Regions from separate parts of the Mus musculus genome. Here region 1 is linked to region 2. Evidence: chromatin loops called from intact Hi-C (ENCODE). Cell type or tissue: left cerebral cortex. All regions are shown on one strand. Each heading gives the region's core, and the rest is flanking DNA. Links, peaks and the distances in the headings are about the cores only.

What was found. Peaks named below come from ENCODE experiments on the same cell type or tissue, not always from the same donor. Only the 100,000 strongest peaks of a DNase experiment are listed, where the experiment ranks them.
Region 1: a loop joins it to region 2, with 2.5 times the contacts of the local background. A loop is called at or near these places in 2 of 42 quality-filtered maps.

What each region holds. Positions count from the first base shown.
Region 1 is chr13:59,625,816-59,641,739 of GRCm38, reverse strand. Naa35 (N(alpha)-acetyltransferase 35, NatC auxiliary subunit) reads right to left here. Exons shown (of 23, transcript NM_030153.2): 18 at 13,726-13,862; 19 at 12,755-12,822; 20 at 11,600-11,740; 21 at 11,037-11,159; 22 at 8,712-8,792; 23 at 6,942-7,322. The coding sequence ends at 7,263. Golm1 (golgi membrane protein 1) reads left to right here. Exons shown (of 10, transcript NM_001035122.2): 8 at 1,399-1,620; 9 at 3,328-3,435; 10 at 4,339-6,744. The coding sequence ends at 4,448. Among named protein-coding and RNA genes, the nearest start is that of Golm1, 42 kb to the left of the region's middle. In left cerebral cortex, for the core only: no CTCF peak of the experiment used is centred there; a DNase peak (open chromatin) is centred at 7,408.
Region 2 is chr13:59,770,518-59,786,441 of GRCm38, reverse strand. It overlaps Tut7 (terminal uridylyl transferase 7), which reads left to right. Exons shown (of 27, transcript NM_001373962.1): 23 at 500-547; 24 at 630-721; 25 at 1,562-1,677; 26 at 4,099-4,424; 27 at 13,583-14,566. The coding sequence ends at 13,650. Etohd2 (ethanol decreased 2) reads right to left here. Exons shown (of 2, transcript NR_015349.3): 2 at 12,762-15,515. Among named protein-coding and RNA genes, the nearest start is that of Etohd2, 8.5 kb to the right of the region's middle. In left cerebral cortex, for the core only: CTCF peaks have their summits at 6,496 (motif pointing left) and 7,041 (motif pointing right); a DNase peak (open chromatin) is centred at 7,029.

The DNA of each region.
Region 1 (15,924 bases), core at 4,363-12,362, 150 kb after region 2:
GCTAAGCCTCAAATCCTTTGCATGACTCCTTCAGTCCTGGGCCATCAATTGCAACTGAGGCTGCACCTTCACCAATGGCCTTCCATGGCCTCTCACAGTGCTGAGCCTCAGCTGCTCTGCATGACCCCTTCATGCCTTTAAAACCAGTACCACCTGGGTGACTCTTACTCATTACCAAGTCCCACTGTAGTATGAGGTACAACCTTGGTTATCTCTGGAACACAGCCATTGTGCTCTCAAAAAAGGGGTGGGCTGGTATACTTTCTCTTGGGGCTCTGGAATAGGGGCTACAGGCTTCTACTCTGTCTAACTAACAGCTTGTTCTTGTCAGCTATATAAGTACAGGTACAGAAGTTGCCTTAATCTAGAGTAGCAGGGACATCGTGAGACTGAAGGGCAGAGACGGAGTCCTAGGTGGCTGGTGTCCCTTGGACTCCCACGGCTTGAAATGACTGAGAGCCTAGCACTGCCCTGGGGGTCTGGGGATATACAAATCCATGTTATTTTCTGATGTTTTTGTTTGTTGGGTTTTGTTTAGTCTTGAGACAAGGATCTCTCTATAATGTAGCTCTAGCTATCCTGAAACTCTGTATGTAAACCAAGCTGGCTTCAAACTCACTGAAATCTACCTGTCTCTGCTGAGTGCTAGGATTAAAGGCATTCACCACCACACCGGGCACTTCCCTGTTGTTTAATCTGAAGATGACCTGCAGCCCCAAAGCCCCTGATCTGTAGTGGAGATCAAAACACAAGTTCCAAGCTGTTCTGAAGCCACTCTTTCTGGCGATGTCAGGAATCCAGGGCTGACACTTTTTTGTTTTGCTTTTTGAGATAAGCTCTCGTGTAGCCTGGTTGACCTCGGAACTCACTGTGCAGCTAAGGCCTTGAATTGACTTTGCTGCCTTCATCCCCTAAATCTTGAGATCCCAGGTATCCTGCAGGCATTTCTTGCAGTTAATGTTACTATTTTTTTCTTCGGTTTTGCCTAAGGCAGTCTCCCAGGCTGGCCTCAAACTGACCATGTAGCCAAAGTTGGCCTTTGAACTGATCTTCCTGCCTCGTGAACTGATCTACCTAAGTGACAGGATGATGGGTGTGTATTCCACGCTCAGTCCTTTTATTTTTGTTTTAGTTAAAATGGTCCTGCAGCCAGGCATGGTGGTGCACACTTTTAATCCCAGCACTCACTGTGGAGGCAGAAGCAGGAGAATCTTTGAGTTCAAGGCCGGTCTGGTGTACAAAGCAAGTTCCTGGACAGCCACCAGAGAGATGCACAGAGAAACCCCATCATGAAAAAAAAATTATAAAAATGAAACAAAACAATAACACGGACACACACACACCCAAGACCCCCAAACAAAGAATGCTCTTGCAATCACACCTATGTTCTATGTGCAGAGGAAACCAATGAGATTCAGGCTGTCGGTGAGGAGCACCAACAGGCATCCATCCAAGGGCAGGCGGTGGCGGATGGCACTCGGGTAGGAGCTGAGAAACTCGATCAGCACACACAGCTACCAGCTGGCCTGTTGGCCAGGCCTGAGGAGGACTCTCAGTACCCTGAGCGGGAGCAGCTTGTCATCCGGGATAGGCAGGAGCAGCAGCGTGCATCAGAGGAAGGTGGGTGCCTCTGGGTCCCTAAGCTCCTGCTTGTCAGCAGGTCTTCAATTTTACCAAGTGGCCTTGTTCACTCCTTTGTATGTTTATTTGTTCGTTATCAAGAGAACAATATTAAAGGGACTTCCAGGGTGTGTGGCATGCTGAGATGGAAGCTTAGCTGGTTAAATGTTGCTTCCTGGCAGGCGGGCAGGCGGCTGGGCAGGCGGCCGGGTGGGCAGTCACCTGTTTCCACCTGCTTCTGTGCTTATGTCTTGGAAGTACTGAAGGAAGACGTGACAAAGGATGTTACTGCATCTGAGGAACAGTGTCTCGTTGAATTCCGCCTTCCTTTCCCTCTTCTTTAGAAAGAGTAGGAGCTTGGTTCAGCTAAGTATCTTGAGTGTATTCTGCTGCCTTAAGGATATGGGGACTTTCCAAGCCTTGGAGCTAGGAGCACCAATGGCCCCCGTGCTCCCAGCTGGATCCAATAACAGAATTGAGGAAATGTGTCTAATTCTTTCAGCCTTTCTTGGAACAGTGTCGTCTGTTGTTTTAGATAAGGGTGCATTTTATCAGCCTCCCACTGAGTGTCACTGCTTAGAACCCTGCTCCACACCTACAGCAAAAAGATGCTTCTGAGGGAAGGGAGGAACCCCACTCTGGTGGCACTCAAGTGTCTGACTACGGACATGAAGTGTCACGGCTAAATGTAGACACGGGCTACCAGGCCTATGTGGGGTGCCTGCTTCCACATGCACTAGTAACCTCACCTAGATTATAAATAGACAGAGCGCTCTGTGCTGCTTCCACATCACGGTTGAAGCAGGGCAGATGTTCCAGGCCTCCTCATATGACACACACTTTAGATGTTCGGGAGAAACCTGTGGTCTCGTCTTCATTCTGTGATCTTTCCTGGTTGCTCTTTCTGCAGAGCAGAACATGGTTGTGACCAGCCTAATTCTGTACATGACATGGAGGTGCAGTAGTTACCCCCTTCTCTCCACTGGAGTCATTGAGAAGCCATTGCTTGCCATCCCCCACCACTAGCCTAGTTCCTTAAACAGTGGTGCTTTTCCTTAATTTTGTTGATTTTCCTTTTCAAAAAGGCATTTAGTTTCGTCATTTTCAGACTGAATCATGGCTTATTTTGGATTTTGTGTGTGTGTGTTTGTGTGTGTGTGTGTGTGTGAGGAATAAAGCCTGCAGCTTTTGTGTGCCAGGGTTCAGTCAACAGAGCTGACTTTTTTTTTCCTTTTTCCAATTTATTATTAGGTATTTTCTTCATTTACATTTCAAATGCTATCCCGAAAGTCCCCTATACCCTCCCCTGCCCTGCTCCCCTACCCACCCACTCAGACCTCTTGGCCCTGGCGTTCCCCTGGACTGGGGCATATAAAATTTGCAAGACCAAGGGGACTCTCTTCCCAATGATGGCCGACTAGGCCATCTTCTGCGACATATGCAGCTAGAGACAGGAGCTCTGGGGGGTTACTGGTTAGTTCACATTGTTGTTCCACCTATAGCGTTGCACAGAGCTGACTTTTATAGCCTCAGTGTTGAAGCGATGCCTTTCTGGGTACTCGCCATGGCATTTGTATTGGGTGTGAGCGCCATCAGTCAGGCTACTTTCTGAGGTACAGGTTGGGTGACAGTGTGTATTGGTGCTGGCGTTCCAGTGACATCAGGAATAAAATGATGCTCTGTCTGTCTGGTGTGCTGGTTTCATAGGGGGAGGCCAGAAGAACCCAGGAGATGAATACGACATGGATGAAAACGAAGCAGAATCTGAGAGGGAGAAGCAGGCAGCCCTTGCAGGGAATGACAGAAATATAAATGGTAAGAACAGGGTGGTGTGGGAGTAGTCACCTTCCTGTAACACTGTAAGTAGTTGTCTGTTCAGGGAAACTGTGTTCTTTAGAAGACCTGCAAAGTGGGGTAGTGGTGAGCAGGGTTAGAGCAAAGGTGTCCCAGAAATCACAGGCTTGCTTTTAGTGATTCAGGGCTTTCCCAACAAGATGCCCAGGGCACTCTAGTCGTTCCACACTAGGTGTTAGTCCAATCATTAGATGCCTCTGAACTAGTTGTCTGCTGTGAGCCTTCTAGAGACGCTCACGCAGGATCTGTGACAAAGCGCCTTTCTGTTCTGACTCCGAGCACACATCAGCAGTACCGTGCTACTGACCTAGAAAGTGCTTCACTCTGCCTTTCTGGGCTGCATACAGCAGTCAGTGTCAACCAGTCTTTGGGAATTTAATGCATCTGCCCCTTACTCAATCCATGACCTTTGGAAGGTTAGCTTCTTGCTTTCTATGGCGCTGCAGCTCTGAGCACTAGTTTTCTTCAGTGTTTTCCAGGTTGAGATCTGCGTGCCACAGAGCCTAACTTCTGGACATGTTCCCCAGTTCTCTTATAAAGCACTATGAATTGTAAGCATGCAGCTACCATGGCTGGACGATTTGTGTCCTGTCTTGCTGTCCCACTTGTTCAGGATTAGTGCTGCCTTTTCAAGGAGGCCACACAGCCCAGTGTTGCCTCACCGCTCAGCTCTGTCCTGTGCCAGTTAGCTGTACCTGTGATTTCTTTTGTTCTCTAGATGGGCACGCAATTCTAAGCGGCAGTGATGCTGTGGAAGGCGAAGTTCTCTTTATGATAACTAAAACCTGCCAGGAAGTGAGACCTGCCTGCCCACACTATTTCCCCAACATGCTTAATACTGAAATAATTGTTTTTGCATTTTAGTTCTTAATGCTGACGCTCAGAAGAGAGGCATAATAAATGTGCCCGTCGGGAGTGAAAGGCAGAGCCACATTCTAAATCAAGTAGGCATTCATATTCCTCAACAAGCCTGAAGAGATCCTACGGGGGTTCACTGTGACTCAACTGTGAAATGGACAGCGAAATGAACGTCGGCCCATTATTGTGGGGTTTAATCAGTACATTTTGCAAAGAAAAAAAAATGGGACCATCTCAGACAGTTTGGGGGTACTTTTAAAGTGTCTACAAGAGATGTCAAAATTGATCAAGCTTTGATTAACAGGTATTTCTTAAGCAGGTCAACACCAAAAAGAGAAATGAGGCTGTCCTGTCTAGGCAGCAGCACCTCCTCACCCTGCAGTGTAAGACAGAGTAGACTGAGGGCAGCTGCTGGCCACAGCGGCTCCCTCCTTGTGCTGCCGCTTGCCAGTTTCTGTCCACAGATATTAAGTAGCTCATCACTCCTGCACACACTTGATTCCACCATCAATGGCCTAGAGCTCTTACCGTCAGCATAAACACCACTAGTCAGTTCTATACAAAAGCTGTTCTGTGCAAAAACTGCATTAATTAAAAGACAGCCACCATATCTGGCTTACTTCAGGATTCGGAAGGCTGAGGCAGGAGATTGCTGCAAGTTCTGAGCCAGCCTAAAGCAACATAGTGAGTGCCAAGCTAAGATGAGCAAGAATGAAAGCCCCTGTCTCAAATATCAGTGAGAGTTGTTACTTTAAAAAAGACTGGTTTAAATAACCTTCATTATTCTTTTGATGTACAGAACACTATGAAGTTACTGACAATGCGAGCACCTATGGTCTGTGTTTGTTTGATTGGGCAGAGTTTCTAGTAAGTCACTCATCTCACTAAGAAAGGCAGTGCCTGCACTGCGCTCTGGACAAAGGCTGCATGGGCAGAGGTGTCCAAGAGGAAGGGTTGGCTGCTGGAGGATACTCAGGTTTCAAGCTGGATTCCTACGAAGGCAAGAGCAACACGAGCTGTTTTTCCCAAGTTTATATACTGTTTGAAAAACACACAAGGTGAATGTTAGTTTTGAAAGATTTGTAGTTCATTGATGGTAATGCATCGTAAGTCTTGATTCCGATCAGCAGCTTCTGATTGCAGACTGACTGCAGTCACACTGACGACTCGTTCCAGAAACGATCTCTCTGAAGAGTGGCTGATCTGACTCTGAAGTGCTGGCTAAATAGGAAGCAGCAGCACTAGAGGCACAGGGGCTGAAGATCCCTGCAGTGAAGTGGATGCCGGGTGGTCCAGCTGTCTGTGCCTCTTTAAAGCACACATTTAAACCCCTATGGCAGACGTGGGTTGTTTCTCACTGCAGAACTACCCAGTTCTACCCCATGTTTAGATGAGTACTGTTTAATGTCACAAGCCATTTTCCTTTACACTTTAACTTGCCAGAGCCTCAGATGGACTGTTCTTACACCTTTTCTGCTCCTAGGTCCCAAACTCAAGGGGACTTTGTATTTCTAGTGCTTGTTTTCTACCTTAATCTGGTTTGGGTTTAAAGTGTAGATATTGCTGACAGGCTGTGCTGATTTCCTTTTTAACAAGTACAATAGGTAAGGGCCACATTCTACCCTTTGGGTTCTAAGATTCCAGGGTACCAATAGCCATGCATGACAGCTGAGCCATACCACCTCCGTACTGACCAGGAAGTAACCAACATCCTGTCTTCGCTAGCATCTTGATCAAGTCCAGTCAGGCATGCTTCAGTGTTTCTAGGAAATGGAAGGTGCCACAGGGTTGGGCTGGCATAGCTCCGTGAGAACTTCTACCTAGCCAGTATGTGTGAGTCCCTGGGTCGCATCCTCAGCACCAACGAACACTGTCACATTAGAGTTAGGCCACTGAAATCTTAGAGTCATTTTTGCTGTAAGCCAAATGAACTAGCAATAGTCAGGCCAAACCACAAAGCCAGATTGAATTTCAGGGTGGCTCACTCTGCTAAAAGCACTGCCCCTTCAGAGTACAAATGGGAAACCCCACGGGCTTAGACAGTTGTCACAGCACACCAGTGACAAGACCAGCAGAGGAATGAGCAGCAAATCAAGGATGGGGTCTCTTGCTGGTGGCCAAGAACAAAACCTACACCTCAGGGCACTTGGGACTTCAGCTGGAACAAAGGGATGCACCACTTTCCAACAAGACCTGAAACTCAGCGGCCTACAAACTCCTACCTGATACCAGCAGCAGACACTGCAGTGTGATGTGGTTTTCCTTCAACTGCATGACTAAAGACCCTTAGAAATCTGTGTCACAACACAGTCACAATCCTCATGTACTTTAGCGATCCTCTTACCTCAAAATCAATTTGTAATTTGACCAGAATCTTAAATCCTTAATAAATCTTGTGTTTTGAAACTTCAAGTTTTAGGGTTGTTTGGTGTTTAAGACACAATCTCGTGTAGCCAAGGTGGGCCTCAAACATAGTACATAGCTGAGGGTAACTGAAGCCTGACCCTGCAAGCCTCAGAGCTTGGGAGTAGAGGCTTACACCTGCAGACTCTGGGTAACGCTGGCACTGCCTGTTCGGAAGGTGGCGCTCTAGTTCTCCACAGGGCAGCTTTTTTTTTTTTTTTTTTTGTCAAGAAATTTATTAACCTTTACAAACACTATTTCACTCAATCATTCATTAAAAAAATGTTTACAATTAAGTCTGTAATCAAACCATGTAGCGTTCACCAATGCATTCCAGCCCAGTTACCCCATGGAGTACAATAAACCACTTTAAAACAGCAGTTCTCATCCTCTCTAGGTAAGGGTGGTAAACTGAAAAGTCTTCCTTGTAGCAAGCTGTCTGTCATTCAAGAGATCCACTTTCTGTCACCATGTGTGGCAGACTGATGTCTTCCCTAGAGTGGACACGGTCATCTTTGCAGTCTCTTTCAAACCAGTTTCACAACAGGAAAATATTTGTGAACAGAGAAGTCGAATTCGGGAGGAACCTAAAAAGAAAGCCAGAAAGTCAGTGGCTCCATGTGCATGGTTAGAGTTCCTGTGTTTCAGAAATAGGACAGTGCAACAGACACTGGTATAACAGCAGCAGTCAGAGGACAGAAACGAGGAAGGAGGCTCTCCTGTCAGATCATCAGAAAATACCTAGCCAGCTGTTTGTTCAGAGAACGTTCAAGGAAAATGGACTTCAGACAAAGTGCTCAACCAGATCAGGACAGCAACACAGTTCAGCTTTAGGGTAACAAGTCAGATCTTCCATATCAACGCCACATCTTATCAGCGTTTAAGTCTTGGGGCCGGGGAAATGGCTGAGCTGGTACAGGATTTGCAGTGCAAGCAGCACAAGCATGCGAGCCCGAGGTCTGATTCCCAGCACCCATGGTAAAAGCTGAGCACGACAGCACATGCCCAGAACTCTGGTGCTGGGAAGGTGGAGACAGGCAGGTCTTCGGGGCTTGCTGGGCAACCAATTTAGCTGAACTGGGGAGTGCCAGGTCCAGGGAGCCCTGTTTTACACACCAGTCACGACTGAGTGAAAAAGTACCCATCCTGAGGACACGCCCAATACCCTGAGCGAAATGGCCCTGCTTCTATGCATGCACATGTGGACACATGGCTCTACCACATGTGACTACCTGTGCTGGTCTGACTAGGACTGGTCCCATAGTTTCATGTGTGTGAATGCTTGGCCATAGGGAGCGGCACTGTTAGGAGGGGTGGCCTTGTTGGAGGAAGTGTGTCAGTGTGGAGGTGGGCTCAAGTCTGGCCAGTGTGACAGTCTCTCCTTGCTGCCTCAGATCCAAATGTAGAACGCTCAGCTCCAGCACCATCTCTGCCTACACACTGCCATGTTTCCTGTCACAACAGCAACTGTAAGCTACCCCAAACTTTCCCTTTAGAAGAGTTGCTGTGGTCATGGTGTCTCTACAGCAATAGACCCTAACTAAGACACTACTGAAGCCACTGCCTCCCTAAAGCAGGTGACATTTAAGTACCTTCTCTCCCCAAATCTGCTTTACAGGACTTCTTTTAAAATTCTTTATTCCATCTAATTTGTATGTGGGTGTAGGGTCTGTCCTGCTGGGCAGGCTCCAGTTCTCACGCCTGATCAGGTCAGCCCGGGAGGCAGTCACCCTGACCACCGACTCTCTTCCCAGGCCCCATTTCTGAGCTCTTGACTCTGCTCCATGCTTCCTCAACTGTCCTAAGGCAGTCAGTGATTATATGGGAGTGGGAAAAAAGAAAGTTGAGATTTTAAGTCTCTAACCGTCTGGAGGAAAAGTGGTGGCTGAGCCTCTTCTAGGAGGAACAGAGGGTAGGTATCCTTTGTTGTGACAGTACACAGGAGCTCTGCACTCCCTTCCCTACAACACACTCACCTTTGACTCTTTTTTGTGTCCTCCTGCTAAGAGCTTCATAACCACAAAGTTGGGCTTGGCAACCTTCAGGATTCTACTGACCTGAAACAAGAAGAACACGAGCATCACAGCAGGAAGCTAAGTCTGCACAGAGGAGTGCCTCTGCCACTGCCGGACTGCAGCCAAGCACAGGGGTGTTCAGGGAGCCATGTAGTGGCTTCACCCGAGAGCAAAGCTCTCTTCAGTGAGCTGCTCATATCAGTCCTTAGACAACTTCTCTCACCCCATAAAAACTGCTTTGAGGACTGAGTCAGTGTACTCAGCCTTGTGCTGCACAAACAGTCGTGGGTCCACAGACAGGAAACAGCCCAGCTCTGCACTTCTCCATGCACACCCCTTAGGAGAGCATGGCTGTGTGTGAAGCTTAGAAACACTCCTGACGGACGGGCTGTCCTGTCCTCTCTGACAATTACTACTCTAAACACTGAACACAGGATCGATCATAGGAAAGCCAAGGTTTCCCTTAGGTAACCTTGAAGCTCCCACTGCTGCATTCCTGACCACTGTGGAGATAAACAAGGGCAGGATGGACGGGAGATGGATAGCAACCTGAACATCTAACAGGAAAGGGAGACAGAAGTTCAGACCTGAGACGCTGAGCAAGGGACCTGCCTGCCATGGGTGAGGGCAGCCTGGTAGTAGTTCCAGGCCAGTCTAAGCTACAGGATGAGACCTTATCTCAAAATATAAAAATAATGATGATGATAATTTGACATGTCAGAAGCCACACTGTGACCCTATAGATCAATTAACTCAGCTGCTCAGGCTAAAACCCTTCACGTCATCCTGTCTCCTTCCGCATCCCACATCAGGGCTGATTACCCACTGCACCGCTCACTGGACCACTGCTCCGGCTTCCTCCCACCTTTGCTGCACGGGTCAGTTTTAGCAGCACAGAATGGTCCTTTGTCACAAGTCAGAGCTGTCTGTCCACTGCTCACACTCCAACAGCTCCTCCCTCACTACCCACTCCAGCCACATGAGTCCCAAGTCCCTGGGGCTGTCCAAATACTCCAGGGACAGATAGGTCTGTCCTGCATGTGGGTCCTGGTCCATCCCTGAATGCCTATGTGACCTACTTCACCTTCTAGAATTTACTAAAATGGGTTATTTAAAATGGTTGGAGTTCTACACTCTGTACAATACATAATATGACTCCTACCGACCTGCCCTGAGCCCATACCAGCTATTTCTGCTATAATAGGTGCTTGGAAAGACTTTGAATAAATGAAGGAAATGTCTTCTGTTATTGAACCTCCTTCAAATTTCTGTAACTACCATTTTTATTAGCCAGAAGATATATTTTTTTTCTTTTTGAGACAGTGTCTTACTATGTAGCCCTGGTTGGCCCTGAACTCAGAGAGATCCTTCTGCCTCTGCGATCACGCCCCACTAGAATATGATTTTTTTATCTCTTTCCTACTCTCTTCTCCAAGGCATTCAACATCCCCTTAGAGCCTAAGGTACTATCATTAATCCTCTTTTAATGGAAGTGACTTGTTCATATAATACCCAGTCTTTTCAGCCAACCTTCAATGAAATGGCAGCGTACCATTCAGTTTTAACCCTTGCTATCTGAATCTCCTTGACCTTGTCGGTGACCAAATTACAGTTGTGCTGTTTGCAATGAAGACCTGCTATGCTGAGTATTCATCTTCGTTCATCTTCTACGTTGTGTGTGTGCACATGTGTTTATCTGCGGTGCTGTGTGTGACAGGCAAGCACACTCCATCTGAGCCCAGCACTGCTTGGTTCTGACAGACAATGCTAAATCACATGGCACTGAGAGTTGCATCAAGAGTTCCCTCAGTGACTTAGACATGTCAAGAGTAACTCCTCACTAACAGAGTAGATGTATCTCAGTTACACTGGGGATAATGCACATAATCAAACCATCAAATGCTTAAACCATGTTTGCTTTCAAAGTTTGCTCTTGTTGATCAGTCTTTTAATGCAATAGCCTTTTACTTCAAAATGGTCAAGTATAAAATGTTCTATAGTAACTGGATAGTTTTTCATATTTAAAATGTATAATGGAAACTGGGTATTATAGATTATGACCTAATCCTAACACTAGGGAGGCAGAGGGCAAGGGGATTACCAGGAGCTGAGAGGCCAGCCTGGACAAAAGAGTGAAGCCCTATGGTGGAGGGAAGAGACTTAAAATGGTTAACCTGGAATTCTTGCAATTTGACAGCCTGTCTGGTTGACTCATTATAGCTGACACCCCCAGTGGCAGGATGTATGCTTTCCCCAAGGACGTACAGTGAACCCACTCTTACTTACCTCACGGTCTGGATTGGGGATATTTTCAAGGATCATTTTTGCCTGCTGAAAGTGCTTACTAGCTGCCACATACAGCTCTGGAGACTGAGGAGGAGGGCTGTATTTATTGAGGTCAGACATTTCCTAAAAAGAAGGAATGATTTATCACAATATGTTTAATATAAACCTTCTGACTACCCATCCATACAGACTCTTTTTTTTTTATTAAGGATTTATTTATTTACTTTACATGTATACTTTATGAGTGCACTGTCACTGTCTTCAGACACACCAGAAAAGGGCATCCGATCTCATTACAGATGGTTGTGAGCCACCATGTGGTTGCTGGGATTTGAACTCGGGACCTCCAGAAAAGCAGTCAATGATCTTAACCACTGAGCCATCTCTCCAGCTCCCCAGACTCTTAAGCAAATGCTGAAAACATCTCAATCTGTGCCCATGTGACACAAAGTTCTTAACCCGTGTACCCCAAATCTCAATTATCCCCTTATCATCATCTTTAGCAGCAGTCCCACAGCCCGCAGGATGGGTGGCACCACCATGACCTCAGGCAGCAAGCTCACCTTGAACTGCAGGTAGTGCACTGGTGGCGGCGTCATCACACTGTTGAACGGTGCAAACCTGTGCTCATACCGGACCTGCTCACTGTCAAGCTCAAACTTGGGCTTGCGCACTTTGCCATCCATGTCAAAAGCGACCATCGTCTAAAGGTGAAGAGAATGCAAAAGCAACAAGAGTGACGAAGGTACCAGCAACTCATGTATGTAAGACGTTATCTCGGAAACCAGAAAAGCCCAGAGTAAACAGACTTCTCATCCGTTCTAACCAATGCACCATGATTTATACAAACAACCTTCCAGCCCCCAATCGGTTATCATACCAAGTGGTCAGTCCTAAAACCATATACATATAAGCACACACTAGTAACATATGGACTGACCAGGTTGTAGTTATATATTTAGGAATATACACGCATATACATATTGTGTGTGTGTAGCAAAGACACCATGAATTGGAAAGAGAGCAAGGGGGATACATGGGAGGAGTTAGAGGAAGACAATGATTGATACATTAATTATATTTTTTTTGATATATCATTAAAACTCCCAGGGGATTAATGACCCCAATGGGATCACACACACTCTTCCACACCTCAGGCTTCGTCACTGCTTTGAGACTTTAAGTAAGATGTTGAAGGAACAAGTGCCACATAATCACACAGGCCAAGGGCTTTTCCAATTTCCCCTCTTGGTTTATGTAACTTCAGGTGAGACCTCTCAGTACTACGTGAAAATTAATACCCGGAACCTTGCAAAAATGCCTGGTATTGCTCAGGCCAGCCACACTAGAGTCCACTCCTACATATTATTATCCTAGGAATGCTAGAACCATCTACTCATGAGGTAAGGTGTCAACTACTTGAGGAATATGAGGATGGAAAAGGTGCCTGTTAAACTGCACCATTATTATTATAATAATAATAATTTATATTATTATAAAGTACACTGTAGCTGTCTTCAGACACACCAGAAGAGGGCATCAGATCTCATTACAGATGGTTGTGAGCCACCATGTGGTTGCTGGGAATTGAACTCAGGACCTTCAGAAGAGGAGTCAGTGCTCTTAGCCACTGAGCCATCTCTCCAGCCCAAGAGGGAATTTTAAACACATTCTGTACGAATGGCAGTTCCACAGAAGCCTCGATTCTCACCACTTACCTTGAACATCCCAGCACACATGTTCTGATAGGCCTGGCTCATTGTGATCTCTCGGCTCAACGGACGAACTGCAATTAGAGAAAAGAATCTTTATAATCTTTCCCCCTCCCTCCCTCCCACATTACTTCTTGCCAAAATTCTTTAGTACCAGATCTCTGAAGAGCATGTTTGCCTAACTTGTCAGCTCACTTCAGTTGTATTATCTGTAGATTTTGGTCATAAAGTTTAAATTAAGAGAAACAAGAAGAAAAACTCATTTAAAAAAAATGTCCTGCTCTGCTCTATTTTTTTTTTTTAAAGAATCAGGAGGAGTTGATGTTGGGAAACTGGAAGGAGCAGAGGGAGGAGGAAGTGCTGTAGGCATAGATGAGAGAAGGTTTTGGCTTTTTAAAAAAACCCCACCCCCTGCTTATTTACTGAACATAAACTTCACTTTTGCTTCTCTGATGTAAACTTTATGACCAAAATCTACTAATAATACAACTGAAGTGAGCTGACAAGTTAGGCAACTGTGTTCTTCAAAGAGCATACCAACGACTTTTGGCAAGAAGTACTGTAGAGCCTTTGAAACGTCTGCTTCCCAGAGATCTGTGATTGCCTGTCCACACCCACCACGACAGGACAACTCCAGATGGACTCCTGCTTGCTCTCCCACTTAGTCTGCTTGTACAACTGAGGACAACTTGCCTCCTGCTCTAAGACCCTCTGGTGCCTGGAGGTGCAAAGGAGCTCAGAAGCAAGGCCCACCACTAATGCTGGCTGGGATCCAGTCTCTCTTCCGTTAATGATGGCGAGCGAGAAAGAAGCCCGCAGACACATGCAGCCACTTCGGCTCACAAGGAGCTCGTCACAGACGTGTCTATCAGACAGTCCACACAGCCAGATGTGATGGCGCACACCTGTAATTCCAACACCCGGCAGCCTGCTAACCTAAGACACTGTCAGAACAGGACTCAGGCGGTCTACAGCACCTTTCTTTTTCTTCTTTGTTTTTTTGCTGCTGCGGCCTTTCTGCTGTTCCTCCATGATCCTCTCCTCTGCCATCTGAGAGCCGTCAGCGCGGCTCAGGGTTGACATCAGCCATGCATACAGGAACTCGGAGAGGTACCTTAACAGTCACAGAGTATCAATTAATGACAGAGAGCTACAGGAGACAGCTTTGCCAACACAAGTATTAGTAATCATGGACAGGTTTTATTATTTCATCCTGACAAGAGGGACTGAAGCCATGGCCTCAGAGACGAACACAAGCAAATACTCTAATGTGCCTTCAACCCCACGTGGACAGTTTGTAATGCTTTAAAATTTGAAAAAAACAAAAAAACAAAAAAACAAAAAAACTTTTTTTTTTTGCCGTTTGATCAGAGTAGATCTTATGTAAAATGAGCACTAGACATGATCTCTCCCTTTTCCCAGTTTACAACTTCTCAAAAGATTTCTGGATAATTATCTACATTCATACAAATTAGAATATCTTTAATTTTTTTTCACTGTCAGGACACAATTCACTCCAATCTATTAAGTAAATATTTTCTTTGCAACAAAAATGAAACAAACTGATTTAGAAAGTACAGAAATTATTAGTATTATATAACAATCATTCTAAAGCTTAAAAACATCTAGGCTTATTTAAATTTATTCAAAATATAAAATAAGATATTCTAGTTCAACGCTAAAAAAGAATTTAACCTTACAATGCACTCTAAACCAGAAAAGCAGTTCAAATCTAGGAGAAGGGACGCACTATTTTCAGTGTAACCAGGAATAAGGTAAATTAAAGACTACTCATATACAATTAAAAACCAAAGATCTATAAGATGTTTATGATCTCTTATTATACCTATTTTAGGATGCCTATTTCCAAAACTGCCCTGAAAGATACCAGGTAGGCTACAATATCAAAGCACATATAAGACATTACATTGAAATGTATTATTCTTCTTCTTCACATTGTGTGAGGGTGACAGATGGCGATGAGTCCAGAGAGCACACATGCAGACTACAGGACAGGTCTGTGCAGCCCGCTCTCTCTTCCCACCTTTCCTGTGGGTGGAGCTGAGGTCATCAGGCTTGTGTGGAAAATGCTTTGACCTGCTGAGCCATCGGCGGCCCACGGAAACTAGTTAAAGTTGCCTTTGGAATTGTGTTTTGAAGCTGCATCGTCACAGCTCCTGAAGGAGGCACAAGGGGTCCACCACTGCATGGAGGAGTGCAGAACATCAAGAGGCACCTGGCGGCTCTTAAGGAGGACATGTAGTATCACTTTACAGACTACAAAGGAATCCCCACTGAATACCATACAGCCAGAAGGTTGCTCTGTCCCCTCAGTGCAAAGGTCCCCAGCGAGATAACAGGTGATACTTTCCACATTCTCTGAGGACAGACGGTGAAGGAAAGGGCTGATAGGGCCCTTCCAAACACCAGCTGCTCGTTTTTAAGGACTTCAATAGTCTTTCCTCTCTCAGGGCAATGATTAAGTTAAATGAATTTAACTATAAGTTTAAAGAGCAAACAATACCAAAGTGTAACATATCAAATTTTGACATTTGATGAAGAAACTGTTTAAAATTGTCTCGATCCCTTGATAGGTGAAGATAATTCACGATTGTCATCGTGATGATCAACACTTGCTTGCTGTGTATTTTCTACCTGTTCTCATGTCTAAGATAGCCGCAAACAGCCTCTTCATAGAACTCCCTAGCTTTCCCTCCACTGAAGGGGAAGCTGCAGCTCATCTCCCAGTGATTAGCCTGCAGTCATGGTGTCCACAAGAGAGCGCATTCCACCAACTGCACCCGCACCATGCACCCACTAGTGCTGCACAAGTCAGCAAACAGCACTCTCTCTTCTCCACAGTTGCAAATAAAAGATGGTCGAATTAACCCATTTATTTTTATGAGTATTTTCCATAGAATTATTCCAACAACAGAAAGGACATTTGTGTAATGTTACAGCAATATTTGTGTAATGTTACAGCACTAAAGATGTATACTTTGACCTAGCTCTAATTCTCAAAATATTTTACCAACTGTGCCACAACAGTAAAAATGCACTAAGGAAAAATATTCCAGGGGCCAGTGAGATGGCTGTGCTGGTCAAAGAGCCTGTCAGAAAGACCGACCACAGGACTCCAATCCCCAGAGCCTATCCTTATAAAATCAAATACAGTC
Region 2 (15,924 bases), core at 2,620-10,619:
CTCCTTGGCCCTTGATAATCAATGTTTACCATTATAGTGACACTCGATAGCTCAGACTGGCCTGGAACTCAGCTACACAGCCCAGGCTAGCCTCCAATCCCTTGTTTTTCTGCATCTGCCTCCCATGTGATGAGATCAGAGGCATGGCATGCACACCTGGTTTATTTATGTTTGCAACTTCTACTGTGACACAGAATGGACACCACTAAATGACCTGGTTAGTGAGTCTTCCTCAGGATTTCCTCCAGAAGTAGGCAACCTGGACAATAAGAAGAACTTTTATAAAGATCATAAAGATGATACAGAGCTATTTTCTTACTCATGCTTTTGGAAAATCTCACCTGATATGTAGGTTTGACTGTTGCTGAGCTGTGCATAACTCTGGATGATGAGCAAAGAAGGTGGCACTGTTGTGTGTGTGTGCGCCAAGGTAATGAGATGAGTGCTGGCAGTCTCCCCTGCTGTCTCACCTGCCCCTCTCTCTCTCTCCTTTACTCAGATCCCTTCGATTTGAATCACAATCTTGGTGCTGGATTATCGAGGAAAAGTAAGTGCCTCTTGTTTGTTAACCTGGGCAATTTCTTGTTCTCTTAATGCATGTAATTGAACTCTTACTATTTCCCTTATAGTGACAAATTTTATAATGAAAGCTTTTATCAATGGTAGAAGAGTATTTGGAATTCCAGTCAAAGGATTTCCAAAGGACAACCCCTCAAAACTGGTGAGTTTTTGATAGAAATGCCAGAGAACAATTAAGATGCACATTTTGAGCACCAAATAAGTCTGCAATGTGGTGTGGTTGAATCGAGCTGGCTGGTGTGTCTGTTTCCTCCTGTGTCACTTCATGGTGTGGCATTGGAAATATGTAGTTACTTTGAAATGTTTATCATTGACTTTAGCCACTCTGTTGCAATAGATCTCTCCAGACATGTTCCTTCTCTATCCAGAACTCTGTCCCCTTTGAACAACAGGAACAATCAGGAGCACTGATTCAGCTTCTGCATGTGGGCAAGTAGGCACTTCTAGCAAATCATAGTCGAGCTCCTGTCAGACACTGCTCTGGACATTTACAGTGGTGTTTCTCGTACTTGTTCAAGAGCTCCTTCACCTACACAGTGTGTTCAGATGAGTGATTTCTCCAGGAGGTGTGCAGGGGGGATGCATCATCCCAGCCTCCTCCTGCAGCAGCACCAGCAGCAGCAGCAGCAGCACTAGCCTGCAGCTCTTTGCCTTACTTTAATACAGAGTTTGCACTGTGTGTTTCTCAGTTCACTGCAGTTTAGCCATTTTGTCTCATGACAGGCTCTCTGTGACCTCAGCTTCTGCTGCAGTATTGAAGCCACTATTATGTCTTATATGTCAGTGCCCTCCAACTTGAGGGCATAAAAGACATAGTTTAGATGATCTGTGTCAGCTATTGTGTCACTGTGCTGCTCCCTGGTGTGCAGGTGTGTTGGGGATGAGTGGTACACATACTAAAATACCAACCTGTTCTCACACTGATTTCATGGTGTGCCATGGTCTTGTTCACAGTTCATCTTACACAGCTGTGTTCTTGTAGGCATACTTTTTTGATCCGGATGTCCTAACTGAGGGAGAACTGGCCCCAAATGACAGGTGCTGCCGAATTTGTGGGAAAATCGGGCACTTCATGAAGGACTGTCCCATGAGGAGGAAGTAAGCACCAGTTCCGAAGGGAAGGGTTGGGTTTTCATTTTCTTGTCCCAGTTTCTAAATGTGAGTCTACTGATACAGAAAAAAGACACTTGGAAATTTTCATGGGAGTTTCTGCCCCACTGTGGCCCATATATCTCCCAAATCAAAAATACAGAAACGTATTATTTTTACTAATAAGCTGTTGGCACTATACAGGGCAGGTTCTCAACTGTTCTAACCTACATCCAGGCATAGGGCTAAGTTAGTGTTCTAACCTACGCCCAGCCACAGGGCTGAGTTAGTGTTCTCACCTACATCCAGCCACAGGGCTGAGTTAGTGTTCTCACCTACGTCCAGCCATAGGGCTGAGTTAGTGTTCTCACCTACATCCAGCCACAGGGCTGAGTTAGTGTTCTAACCCATGCCCAGCCATAGGGCTGAGTTAGTGTTCTCACCTATGTCCAGCCATAGGGTTGAGTTAGTGTTCTCACCTACGTCCAGCCATAGGCCTGAGTTAGTGTTCTAACTTACGCCAGCCATAGGACTGAGTTAGTGTTCTCACCTATGTCCAGCCACAGGGCTGAGTTAGTTGTCAACTGAGTCTTCCTTTGTTTGCTCTGTTCCATGTGTCTCCTCAGGGTGATTTTTTTTTCTTGGCCTCCTTTGTCCCCTTTTTCCTTCCTCTAAGACCCTCTACTCAATCTCAAGTCCCACCCTCCTGTCTCCTGCCACTCAGTCACAGGCTCCAGCCTTTTATTATCCAATCAGAGATTATTGGAGAGCATTCTTCATAGCACATGGGTCAGTACAATGCCCATGTCCTGACTGCAGCCTGATCTTGGGGCACAGAACTCAGCATCTGAATACACAGCGTGCAAGACCAACCCAACAGAAATTGAGCAGTTTTCATATAAATGTAATACTGTTTTTTAAAAATGAAAATAAACTGATGTAAATGTGGCCATGGGTGCACATGCTGCGGGCTGGCTCTCACGCCAGGTTAAACACTTTTTCTTCCCTATTTTGGGTTTGGGTTTGGTTTTAAATTAGTTTAATCCTTAGTAATTATTTTCAGTAGCTCAGGTGTTTGGGCACCATGCTTTCTCCTGCTGATGTTTTGAGAGGCAGGGGGTACCTTTATGGTCGGCTTGGATCATTGTTCTCCTGGCTGACAGTGGTTTGCTTTCAACTAAACAGTGCTAGTCTCATTTCAAAATACACTTAAGGGAAGTTGGTCACAATCTGGGATCTAAGAAATAGTAATCAGCAGAGCAGAAAGAAATTGTTAATACCTTGGGGTGGTACCATTTATTACTACTTCCTGTGTTTGGGAGGCTGAGAAACATGAGTTCAAGGCCAGCCTCAGCTACAAAGGGAATATGAAATCAGCCTGGGCTGTGTGGCGTTACGTCAAAAAACAAACAATATGTGAGGATGCAGCTCAGTAAGAGCACTAACTGCTCGTGCACAAGACCCTGGTTCCATTCCCAGCACCTACAGTTGGTGGCTTACAACCACCCGTAATTCCAATTCCAGGGCCTCCATGGACACTTACTATATATGGTACACATATGTATATGCGTATAAATGAAAGAAAGTCACTCTTTATAACAAAGGAAAAAGTGACTCTGACATTCTTGAAGATAGAACCCCTTAAAACCATTGTTAAAATTTTTCTGAGAAATTCAAGTCTTACAGTTCAAATTTTCATTGCCTAATAAAAGCTAATACATCAAAAAGGCTGACCAGCAACCCACTACACATATGATTTGAGTTTCATCATGCAGGTATCAAAGCAGGCACTGGGGCTGGAGAGCTGGCTTAATGGTGAAGAGCACTAGTTGCTCTTCCACAGAACCGGGGTTCAATTCCCAGCAACAGCATAGCAGCTCACACTGTCTGTGACTCCAGTTCCAGAGGACCCAACGCCCTCACACAGACACACGTGTAAATACAACACCAATGGACCTGAAGTAAAAAGAAATGTATTTTAGAAGGCAGGTACTGAGTCTCAGCAGGAAGCACTGCTTGCAGCACTGGTGACAGGCAGGCTCTGCGCTAAAGATTACAGTTCCAGCAGCTGCAGAGCAGGGTGTTTGGAAACTCACTGCATCTGGGTTCAAAACACATAGACTTGTTTTTCTTGTTGTCCTCTCCACAGTACAGTGTAACTGAGAGGATGTGTATGTGCTATGCTATAGCACGTGACTTTCTGTAAGGACTGGGGCAACTGTGGGTGCTGGTTTCTGAGTGGCCACCTGTTACCCACAGTCTGTGGGTGCTGAAGGACAGCAGAGATCTTAATACAGAAGCCAGGCTTTGTCACATTCTCGGCCTCCTTTTCACATTCTATGGTCCTAGCTATCTCTACACTTGGACACATCTTGATACTCCCATAAGTTTCTGTTGACACTTTTCCTATTAGTATTTTATCTTCACTAGAGTGAGGCGACGGAGAGACCAGGAAGATACCCCAAACCAAAGGTACTCTGAGAGCAAAGAAAAAAGAAGCAAAGAGGACAAAGAGATTCAGAACAAGTACACAGAAAAGGAAGTGTCAACAAAAGAAGATAAGCTCACACCGTGTGCAGCTGCGAAAGCCAAGCCAGTGAGGGCAGCTGTCGACCTGGGCCGGGAGAAGCTCCTCAGGACGCCCACAGAAAAGTGGAAGAGACAGGACGACAGAGACTCGAGAGAAAAGCGTTGTTTCATCTGTGGAAGAGAAGGACACATTAAAAAGGAATGCCCACAGTTCAAAGGCTCTCCAGGTACAGACAACTCTCCAGAAACCGTGATGTTCATGGTCAAGGGATATAAGAGGTCTAGAGGCTTTTCACATTTTGTATCGGTTTCTTTAAGGACGGTTGTGTAAGGAAGCACTGCAGCTCCCCATCCCATTCACACACACCCTGGGTACAGCTGAATTGCTTATTCCTGGGTCTAGGTAGCCTTATGAAAGTCTAAGATAGTCAATGAATGCTAGTCTCCTCTCCAGTCCATATAAACATTGTCTCAGTATCCAGTAAGCAAGTCACACTTAGAGGCATGCTGTTCACTGTGTACGTTTGTAAGTCACAGCACTGCCTAGACACTGGGTGAGGTGGTGGCTTACCACCATGTACAAATGAGTATATTTGCACCCACACACTCTAAGCAGGAAAGAGAATAGACGGTTGTTGACAGTGTTCTTGTCTGCAGAGTACTGGGAAGGGTTTCATTGTTAGCCCTTATTTAATACCTTTCTATCAGGGACCATAGTAACAGCCCACAGATCCACAGATGAGAGTCAACCACAAGTCTTCTTGATGCAGTAGTCCATGGCTATAACCAAAGCTACCTAAAAGGCTGAAGCAGGAAGAACACTTTACCCAGGAGAATAAAGACCAGCCTAGCCAACATAGTATGACCTTGTCTTGAACACAAAACTAAATCACCTCTAATTGCTGGATGTGAATTGGTCCATGGATAAGTACCTTTTAATAGACTGTTAAGACACTGTCTGGATGCCTTTAAGTTGTGTATGCTATGGTCTTCAGAACAATTTATATACTGTACTGCCTTGTAGGATAAGCCTAGGTGAATTGGATAATTGTAGCTGAGGAACACTAGAGAGTAGCTGTTACTGCTCTTCTGCTAAGGGTGCTGGTGAGGGCAGCTCTGTGGTTCCTTCCTCTCAGCACTCTGGTGCTTTGAGTGATTTATTAAATCGAGTCTGCCAGGCAAATTGTCTCAACTTCTAAGACTGAAAGTTTTATGTGCCCTGTTCTCACCCTACACTCCCCACCCCCTAGGGCTTTTGAGGCAGAGACTCACTATTGTCATCAATGCCAGCCTAGAATTTGCTGCATAGCCCTAGCTGGCCTCAAACTCAGTATCTCCTGCTGCCTTTGGGGTCACGAGCATGTGCTGTCATGCCCAGCTTCTCCTCATTTATTTTCTAAGGAGCTTTATAGAGAGAATTTATGCAATGCTCGAGTGTTTATGGATGACTTGGCTCTGGGTACCCCAGCCTGAGTCAGCTGAACCCCAGCCTTGTTCTTCTAAGTAGCTTGGGACTTAACCTCAACATTCACCTTGATTTTCCTTTATAAGGAGACAAGATTAAAAGAATTAAAATGCTGATATGTTAGCACTCAGTTGACATGCTCCTCAGGGTCAGGTTGGCACTATTTCAGTAGGAGTATAGTTACCGATCATCTCACTTAGCTCAAACAGTTGCCTCCTTTAAGCTAGGGAACTAGACAGTATAGATACAAGTTAACATAGTTTCACCAAAATTGTTCTTACATACTATATTTGTGTTTACAAACAGCATGAAACAGATCTTCTGGTACCCTCCTCCTCCTCCAGCATAGTTGTCCTCTGCCTCCTCCCCCACCCCCCCAGGTGCATCCCTTTGTCTAGTAGCAAGACCAACACGTCTCAAAACTGTTTAAGAGTTGTAGCCTAGAGCCAGACAGTGGTGTCATACGCCTTTAATCCCAGCACTTGAGAGGCAGAGGCAGGTAGATTTCTGAGTTTGAGGCCAGCCTGGTCTTCAAAGTTGAATTCCAGGACAGCCAGGGGTATACAGAGAAACCCTGTCTCAAAAAAAAAAAAAAAAAAAAAAAAAAAAAAAAAGAAAGAAAAGAAAAGAAAAAAAAAAAAAAAAGAAAAGAAAAAAAAAAGAAAAATTAAAAAAAAAAGAGTTGTGGCCTAAAGAGATAGCTCAGGGAGGCTGGAGAGATGACGCAGAGGTTAAGAGCACTAGCTGCTCTTGCAGAGGTGCTGAGTTCAATTCCCAGCAACTGCATATTGGCTCATAACCATCTATAATGAGATCTGGTGCCCTCTTCTGGCCTGCAGGCATATATGCAGGCAGAATGCTGTATATGTAATAAATAAGATAAATCTAAAAAAAGAAAAAAAATACTGCATGGCTTCTTTAAAAAGAATGTTAAAAGAGAGAGAGCTCAGTTAGTTAGTGCATGCTCAAGGACCTGAGTTCTGGTCCCAGGATACACATAAAAAGCAAAGCAGTGTAGGAGATTCTTTTAATCCCAGTGCTGGACGCAGAGATAGGCAGATCTACCCCTGAAGCTCGAAAACAGCTAGCTTAGCCTGACCAAGCCAGTGAGAGACCCTGCCTCAAAAAACCAAAATGGGTTGCTCTTGAGGAATGGACTCAGAGGTTAGCTTTTTCCAGATACGTGTACACCCATGCACACACATGCATGTGCACACACACACAAGCTTCAGAGTGGCAGTTCTGTCAGCCTGACTGTACACCTGGCAGCTAACCTTAGGGATCAGCAACCTTAAGAAAAAGTCCTAGTCTAGAAGCCTGGCTACTTCCTATGCAGTACTCATAACTAGTGTCAGCAGTTGGCATCTGCGAACAGAAGGGGTCAGAGTAGAGCAAGTGCTTCGTGGTGCTAACTCAGTAATGTTTCTGTGCCCAGAGTTCAACGCCCTTCCCCATCATTCCTTCAGTGGATTGTGTAGAATTCCATCATGTCATCAGAAAATATGTCTTAAAACATTTTAGAAAAAGACTGTTGCTTTAACTTAAAGTAGGAACAAAAGTGTTCCTCTCTTTCTGTAGGTTTGTGTAAGTCAGATTATGTGTCTGCATACTCTTCACCTAGCCCATTGAGACCAGTTGCTCAGGTAAACGCCAGCCCAAACCTGAGAGGGGAGCCCCCCCCATCCTCTTCACCCTCACAGCCTTTGGGAGTGCTTGCAGCTGTGTGCTGGGCCCTCCCGGCTGGCCTCTGGTGCTTGCTCCTTCTGTCTCCCACATACTGTGTGGGAAGGCTTGTTGGGCCCTGGTAGTAGGGGCTTTGGTAGATGGCTCCTGCATTCATGTCTGTCTTTCCAACTAACTTGGGCCAACCTCGTGCCTAACCCCAGCTCTTCTTGGATGCGGTCTGAGGCTGTTTCTGTTGCTTTATCTTCAGTTTTTGTAAACCAGTCTATTTCATTTTTTAGGCAGTGCTTTTACATGAAGACAAAAAGAAACAAAAAACAACCATATTTTTGAGTCCCCAGTCAGGTATGTGGTTTTAAAGGATCAGATATGTGTTGTTTTCTTCTCTGAATATTTTACCACATGCCTTTGAGATGCTTCCTTTCCTATGTGGTTCTGACAGGGATATCAGAACTTCTCAAGGGAACTTTAAACAAACAAAAAACCCTCTTGCCTTGCTTCCACCTTGATCCTTATCTGATGTTCAATGGGTAAGTGCAGCCTGTGTAGTTTTCAGATTCTCTGGGTGACTGCTTCATTTGAGGAAGAGTTGCTCCCTTAGCCATGGAAGCCTTTCTTGCACATTTGTAACTGCTGTGGATTTGTCTTTGCTGTGCCCTCACGGTTTCTCCTTGTGAATGTTAGCTGCCATGCTCCAGAGTAAGGAAAGAAAGTTATAACCTGAACCCTCCACTCTGCACCCAGACAACTGTTTCATTTATCTCTTCAGTAAATATCTGCTGAGACTGTCTCTAACTGCAGGGCACCAGCCCCAGCACTGAACACTTCTCGGTGAGCAGCAAAGCTCCTCCTCTACATTCTTGTCAGGAGTAGACAATAGAGAGAAGCAGGCAACAATAAAGGGTAGCCATATGGTGACAGATGCTTTAAGCAGGAAAAGCACAGATGATGCTGAGTATGCAGTATCCTCTCTAATAAAATCGCATCCTGAGGCAGCTGAATCACAGGAGATGAGGGTCAGGCTGAAGGCTGGTAGACCTTTAACTGTCGGCATGGAGGAGCAGTGAGAGGTGAACTTGGAGTAGATGAGTCTAGCTTCTTGAAGCTACAGATGTGATGGAGGGATGGTGCTCTTTGAAGTAGTAAATGGCTAGGACAGGAACACTGACGCCACTCAAGTATTTACCAAGGTAGTTGCGTAGAGACGATGGTCACATGTGGGTGGAGAATGCCAGGGAGGACAACCATACACATCTGTGTTCTGAAGACAACACCAGCAAAATGAATGCATCGGGTTGTGACATGGATACACAGGATCAGATGACACGACAGGCTTTGTCTAAGAACCAGAAAAATAAAGGAAATTTCTGAGGAGAAATAGGAGTCAGTGGTGAACTGAAGGTAGCTGGAGTTCTGGTCTAGAGAAGGCCAGTGTCCAGTTGAGTATATGAGTGTATTAGGGTTCTCTAGAGTCACAGAATGTATGGAATGTCTCTGTTTATTGAGGGAATTTATTGTGATGACTTTCAGTCTGGAGTCCAACTACCCCAACAATGGTCAGCTGTGAGTGGGAAGTCCAAGGATCTAGTAGTTGCTCAGTCCCACGAGGCTAGTTGTTTCAGCTGCTCTTCTGTAGATGTAGGTTCCAACAGATGTGCTGGCAAGTAAGTGCAAGCAGGCAAAGAAGAGTGAATCTTCCTACTTCCAATGTCCTTATGTAGGTCTCCAGCAGAAGGTGTGGTACAGATTAAAGATGTGTGCCACCACACCTGGATCTGGGACCTGTTTTTTGTCCCATGCTAACCTTAAACTCAAAGATCTCCTTGCCTTAGACTCCTGGGATTAAAGGCATCTACTGCCTTTCCTGGGCCTAACCTTTTCATGGCCACTGTGCCTCAAGATCTCCATGCGGAGATCCAGGTCAGAAATTTGTGTCTTCCAGCCTCAAGATCTGGATCACAGGTGAGCCCTCCAATTCTGGATTGTAGTTCATTCCAGAGATAGTCAAGTTGACAACCAGGAATAGCCACTACAATGAGCCTGCTGGCATTTAACTGGTCCAGGCTGCAGAAGAGTGTAATATTGTTATTGTGGCCATTGCATTTCAACCCACTATACTCAGGAAGATCTTCTAGCAAGTAAAACCACATGGAAGAAAGGGATGCATGTGGACCATGGAAATCAAAAAAAACAAAGATGGTCAAAGGAGGAACAGAAAGCGCCAGAGTTGAGCTCAGAGTACAAGTGAAGGAAGTGCTTGGTTAGGTGCTGCTTGGAGCTCTGTGTGGAAACTGAGTTCAGCACCGGGCTTAGCATCTGAGCTCAGTGAAGCCTTTGCAGAGAACCTAGGCTTTGGGAGCTAGGTTCAGAATACCAAGAAAAGGAGCCTGCTTAGCCTGGGCTGTGGTGTGAAGGGCAGAGCCCCCTTCTGCCATATCTCAGGCCTATGGAGGGTTACTCAAGAGAACATGGTGTGATACCAGGGTAAGAAGGTCTTTTGCTAGTATTTCAAGTCGTCTTCTGACTCTCAAAAAAGAGGGAAAAAACTGAGGTAAAAGTGGCTTTTTCAGCAATATCATAGGAAAGAACAAAACTGTGAGAAAATGTAAACGGAGTCCTTCCTGGGACAGCTTTGCTTAATCAGCCAGCCCTGGTCTCTCTTTACCTCTTTTAAAGGAGGCTAACAATGGGCAGGTAAGCCCAGAGAGCATGAGCAATCGTCCCTTTTAAGTTCTTGTGTCATTTATTAAAAATTAACTCGGAGGTCTTTTTATGTACATGAATGTTTTGCCTGTGTGTGCCTATATGTACTTCATGTGTACATGGTGCCTGTGGAGGTCAGAAGAGGTTGTTGAATGCCCTAGAATTGGAGTTACACATGCTTGTAGGCCACTGTGTGGGTCCTAAGTACCAAACCCTGGTCTTAACTGCTGAGCCATCCCCAACACAGAAAAGTGAAATTTCTAATGACAGCGCTTATAGAACTTTTACTACAGCAGTGTCACAGAGTGGGTGTGTCATAACATGTAGAACACAGATTAGCTGCATTCAGACATCCATTGTGGATTTAGGGAATGCCATCCTAATATTAGGGAAAGTACTGACTTGTTAATGCTGACTTTGGTAGAGCAAGAAGTCTTCAGCTGCCCCTCAGGATAAGCTGTCTCTCCTGGCCTTTCTCCCTCTTCTGTGAAGCTAGGACACTGACCACTCTGGGAGAGTTGAGGAAGCTTTGGGCTATTATTTCTACTATGAATGCAGTTCATGGGGGGAAAAATAGTGGAATTGTTAATGTGTTTAACTCCTTAAGTTTTTTCAGCACCAAGAGGCATGATCTTAAGTATTTGCGATTGTTTTAGTTTTCTTTAGTGAGGAAAGGAAACACTGAAATAATGAGAACTTTTTTTTTTTTTAAGCTAGGGTGTCATGTGGCCCTGGAATCCCCATGTAATGCTTCATATATGGTGGGCAGACACTGCTGTCTACGTGACATTCCCAACCATGGTGTCGTATCTGTTTACATAAAATTTAAAGTACTTGGGATTTGTGCTGGTGTGCAGAATAAGAGCATGTGACTTGAAGGAAACAGAGCTCTCCAGGTCTTAACTGCACTTAGACCAGAAGGAGAGCATTGTACGTGACAAACAAGCAGGAAGAGGGACAAGGGACAGGAGCTCCAGTCCCGCTCAGGAAGAGTCATAGCTGTTCTCCATGGAGCACACCATTTCACAATCAGAGTGCTGTTGGATACCCTCCAAGCCCAGTAGACAGAGTGAAAGGGGAATGGTGCCCCACAGTTAAGCTGATCGAGGTTGGGGAAGAGAGGTGGGCTATATCACATAACCACACTGACTTTCAAATGACCCTAGCTTTCTGGAAGGGTGTGAGCCACAGACAGCACCAGTCAGTGGCTTCATTTTCCCTGTAGATCTGGGAGTTTGAAGATCTAAGATGTACATGTATAATCAGACTAAAAGAATGCTGTTTTAAGCAACTTTGACCTTAAGCAGATATTCCCAAAACATTTCACACAGGAAAAGTACTGATGTTCCTGATGTTAGGCACATGAAGGAACACAGAGTGTGAGCAGTTTATTGCATGTTTCTGGTTTCCACTCCATGTGTTGGGGGCGCCCCTTGCCCTGCACACACCTCCGCTCTCTCGGCTCTGAGCTGACTGCTGAGGAGCTGCGTGCAAACACTTGAGCAGCTGCGTGAGTGCAGAGAAGGTTCCTGGTCCCCACACTGTCCCCAAGTCCGCAGAGAGCAGCACTGCTGGGCTTAAGAGGTTACACATCTTTAAAGTTGAGTTTTACTATAATTTTTCAAGTTTTAAAAAAGTGGGGAAAAAAATGTAGATGTTATAGACCTAGAAATGCCATGGCCAACTAACATATACTTAGTTATAAAGAAGTTATTAGTTATTCATCTCAGTAAAAAAAAAAAAATCCTACAACTAAAAACTTACTAACTTAAATTTATTATGGGGAAATTTTATTACAAACTGTATTCTGCTTTCTACAAGAAAAAATTATAGATTGCTAAGATTTGTTCTTGCCAATAAAATAGCTCAGAAAGTAAGTTAGTGACAGCTGTCACATATTAACATGTGACCCATGTCTGTGTTGTAGGTAGAAATAGTTTCCCTTGAGCCCCTTTGTAGACTAAGTCTCTGACCCACTCTAGTTTCCTTAATGAGCACATGTTGATGGACAGCTGTGCTCTTACCTTTGATTTTGCCATCTCGGCTAACAGGTGCATTCCTCTGATGTCTCAGCAAGTAGTACTTGTTTAAATTATCATAAAGGCCATTGGTGGGGCTGGGGAGATGTTCAGTGGGTATAAAGAGGACCAGAGTTTGGATCGGAGCATCCATGTAAGTGTTAGGTAACATGGCAGCCTGCTAGGAATCCATCGCATAGGGGGTGGAGGGAGGGAGCTCCAGAGCAGACTTGCATAGTTACCTAACCCACCTCCATGTATAAGGAGGAGACTATGGGGGGACCATCCAGTACCAAGCCCTGACTCCATCATATGTGCATGCGTACACACACACACACACACACACACACACAGTGTCCAAACACATATTCGCATTCACAAACATGAAACTATTTCATACACACAGTCATATGGCGGGAAAATGGTTTGGTAGTGGTGTGATTTTTGTTGTTATTGTTGTTGTTTTAATAGGCCTTAAAGTTCTAGTCAGTGATAAAGTTATATAAATATACATAAATGGGGCAGATAGCTACCAATCTTTTAGACTGTCTCTAAATTTTAAAATGTCAGGCCATTTGGTTGAAAAGAAATAAAGGGAAAGCTTGTGTGGTGGGCATTGCTAAAGCTGCTGCTTTGGGAAAGTTGTGTCCATGCTTCTGAAAATGTGGACAACTGCTGCGCTTTGACTTCTTTTACTTACATTTAATTCTACACTTCATTTGGAAATGACAAGAGTGACAGTTTAAGAAGGGAGCTAGCTTCCTTCTCCCCCTCAGAAGTTATGGGTGCAAGCCAGGTGTGGTGGTCATGGTGTAGTATTTAATCCCCACACTCAGAAGCAGGCAAAAAGCAATTCTAGGCTAGCCTGGGCTACATAATGAATTTTAAGTCATCCAAGGCCTCACAATGAGATTCTGCTTTTAAAACCTGTAGCTGGCATGGTACCAGTTACTAAACCCTTTGCATTCCTTCCATTGGTTTGAGTAGAGCCTTCATTGTACAGTAGTAGCCACATGGGCTCTCATTCCCTCTTGTATGTGCTCAGACTCCAGAACACAGTACATGTTGTAAGCTGTGGATGGCTTCACTACTAATTAAGTACAGAGAATTTTATTTTCTCCTTGTACATCCATAAGGTATTACTAGACTTCTAAAGGGTAATGGTATGAGGTACTAATTTCTGGCCAGCGATCTCTTTGCAGTCTGTGAGCTACAAACAAAAAGAATATCCTATGTAAAGAACTTTCAAAATGTTTCTTCCAGCCTCAGTGCCTGCCTGTGGCTGCATTGAACAGCCTCGGGGCTGTACCTTACCAGCACTGAGGAAGCAGTGTCTAAGCACTGCCCAGTGCCTCTGATGGCTGTGCACTTGTTTATACCTAGCCTAACTGCTCGACTCAGGACGAGTGCCCTTTGTGGTGGGACACGTGTCTGTCAGTAACTGACAATAAGTATTGTGTGACTTTGCTCAAACACCATTCTTTTCGTTTATGTTGGATTTTGTTTTCCCTCCTAGGTAGCCTTTCCAGTAAATATATGACTCAGGGGAGAGCCTCAGTGAAGAGGACCCAGCAGGAATCATGAGGGAAGGAACTGCAGCACTGGAAATGCCACTCAGGTGTCCGTGGCCACTTGGGAAATTAGGTTCATGGCACAGGACACAGTGACACAGATCAGGCTTCAACGTAACAGTTGAGGGGCATCGTAATTTTTTAAATTTTAATGAAATTGTTAATAAGGAAAAGAAAAATTTTAATATAGTCTAACTATACCACCAATCTCCAGAGATTTGAAGATTTTAATAGAAAGTCAACTTAAAAGAAAAATATGAGGGCCAGAATTCAATGACTACAGCGTCATGGATTTTAGTTCTTTCAAAGCACTCTAAAAATAGTGTGCTGCTCACCAGAGGAGTTAGCCCTCTTTCCCTACACATCCCCTTTTTGATTTCCAAGAGGGGATTCTCTCTGTTGTTCCTGGATCGTGGTATGGACGCACATCAAGGACATGTGGACTATACTGCTGTACATAGGGTCTACAAGCATTCTTCATGGCTCATTGTAGAAATGATAGCATGGAATGCAAGCACCTGTCAGTGTGGGCCTCGGTGGACGACCACAGCACCACTGGCACATCTTTGAGGGCTTCCTTCTCTAAGTAATTGACAGAACTGTTGTGCTCATAAAAATGAAGTCATAAAAATAAGTAGTCCTTTTTTGCTGGTTTAAAAAAGAAAAATTAAAGGAGAAAAGGACAGAATAAAAGTGCTTTTTACTTTTTATGATACACAGAAATTAGGGTGGAGAGCTTTTACAAACCTCTGAAGATCAAAGAGGCTGCTGTCTCTGCCAATCACAAGTTTGATTGGCAACCTTCTGGTCTGACTGGAGCCCTCTCTAAACTGTTAATGAACTTCACAAGCCTTTCTGAAATAGTACAGAGTCAGAACTATGCCGGTTTATTTATCATTTTGAAATAAAATCGAACTTTGAACGTGTAATTTTATCCACATTATTTTCTTATGAGTCATTAGAAAAGTCAACCAAAGCGCTGACAGTACACATCTCCTTAATAGGGTGCCCATGCTGTTCCCCTTTGATAGCTGTGCACCGGGTCTGGGGTGTGCAAGCAGGAGACTGGGGGGCAGAGAGAGAGCTTGCTAAGGACACTGGCACAACGAGGGAGACTCACGAGAGGCATATATGTGTGAACTAGACTGGTCATAGTCTAGTTATGAAAGAGTCATGTCAAAATGGAAATCATTAAGAAATTGGAAATCATGGTAAAAAAATAAAAATGGTGACCATCAAACTCATGGGTTGTGCAACCGGGGCCTCCCTGCTACGTGACGGCTCAGCTGCTGGCCTGCTTCCTTTCCTCCTGCTCAGCTGCTGGCCTGCTTCCTTTCCTCCTGCCTCTGGCTGTGAAGTGACAGCGCTGCTTTCTGGCTGGAACAGTGCCACGCCTACTGAAAAAGCGCTTAGTGTTGTTTATCCCTCTGCCCCTAGAACGGAGAAGAAATACGCAGCCAGGCCAATCTTTATACCTGGTAGTTATTTTCTACTTGGATGTTTTGTCGGTTGTTGAGGGAGAGGAGTGTACTTACCCCTAAAATTAAACAGAATTGTCATGTTTTCTTCTAGCCTTAAAAAGGTTTCCTACATTTTGATTCTTAAAAAAAATTCTGCCCAGCAGCCTGGTGTTTTTGATGGCTTATACTGATACCATTAGACAAGTGAGGCACGCTTCTCAGCGGATAAGATAGCAGGCTCGCAGCCATGGCCAAGTCAAAGCTTCCTCTGCAAGCGATCGCAGGGCCAGGGCCGATGCCCTGTTCTGTTCTAAAACAGCGGAAACTCAGAATCCAGTTTTTACAGCAGGAGTTCTGAACACCCGATCTTCACCTTCTAACAGTCTCTTGCTCACTGTGAACTGCTTTGGCAAGCTTCCTGGTAAAAGATGTAAAAGATGTGTTTTCAGTGTACAGAGAAACCCTGTCTCGAAAAACCAAAAAAAAAAAAAAAAATCAGTCTGTTTTTCTTTTGCTTCAAAGGTGGCTTCTATCTTAAGGAGAGGATATCTTCCCAAGTGGAACAAAATCCTTGCAAGAGAGAGATCAATGACCGAGTGGGGTTCACAGTTTTCAGACACTAAAAATAGAGTTGAAAACATGGTGTGCCCACTCTTTGTAAAGCTATGAAGAAAGGGTCAGAACATTTTCTTAGCTCCTGGGCAGGTCTAGGCAGAATGTACAATGTCTGTCTTACTCTGTCAGTGTTCCAGCATGGCAAAGTCCCCATTTCGGACGGGGAAACTGCCCCTTCTAGTCAGACCAGTGAGATCGCACTGGAAAAGAAA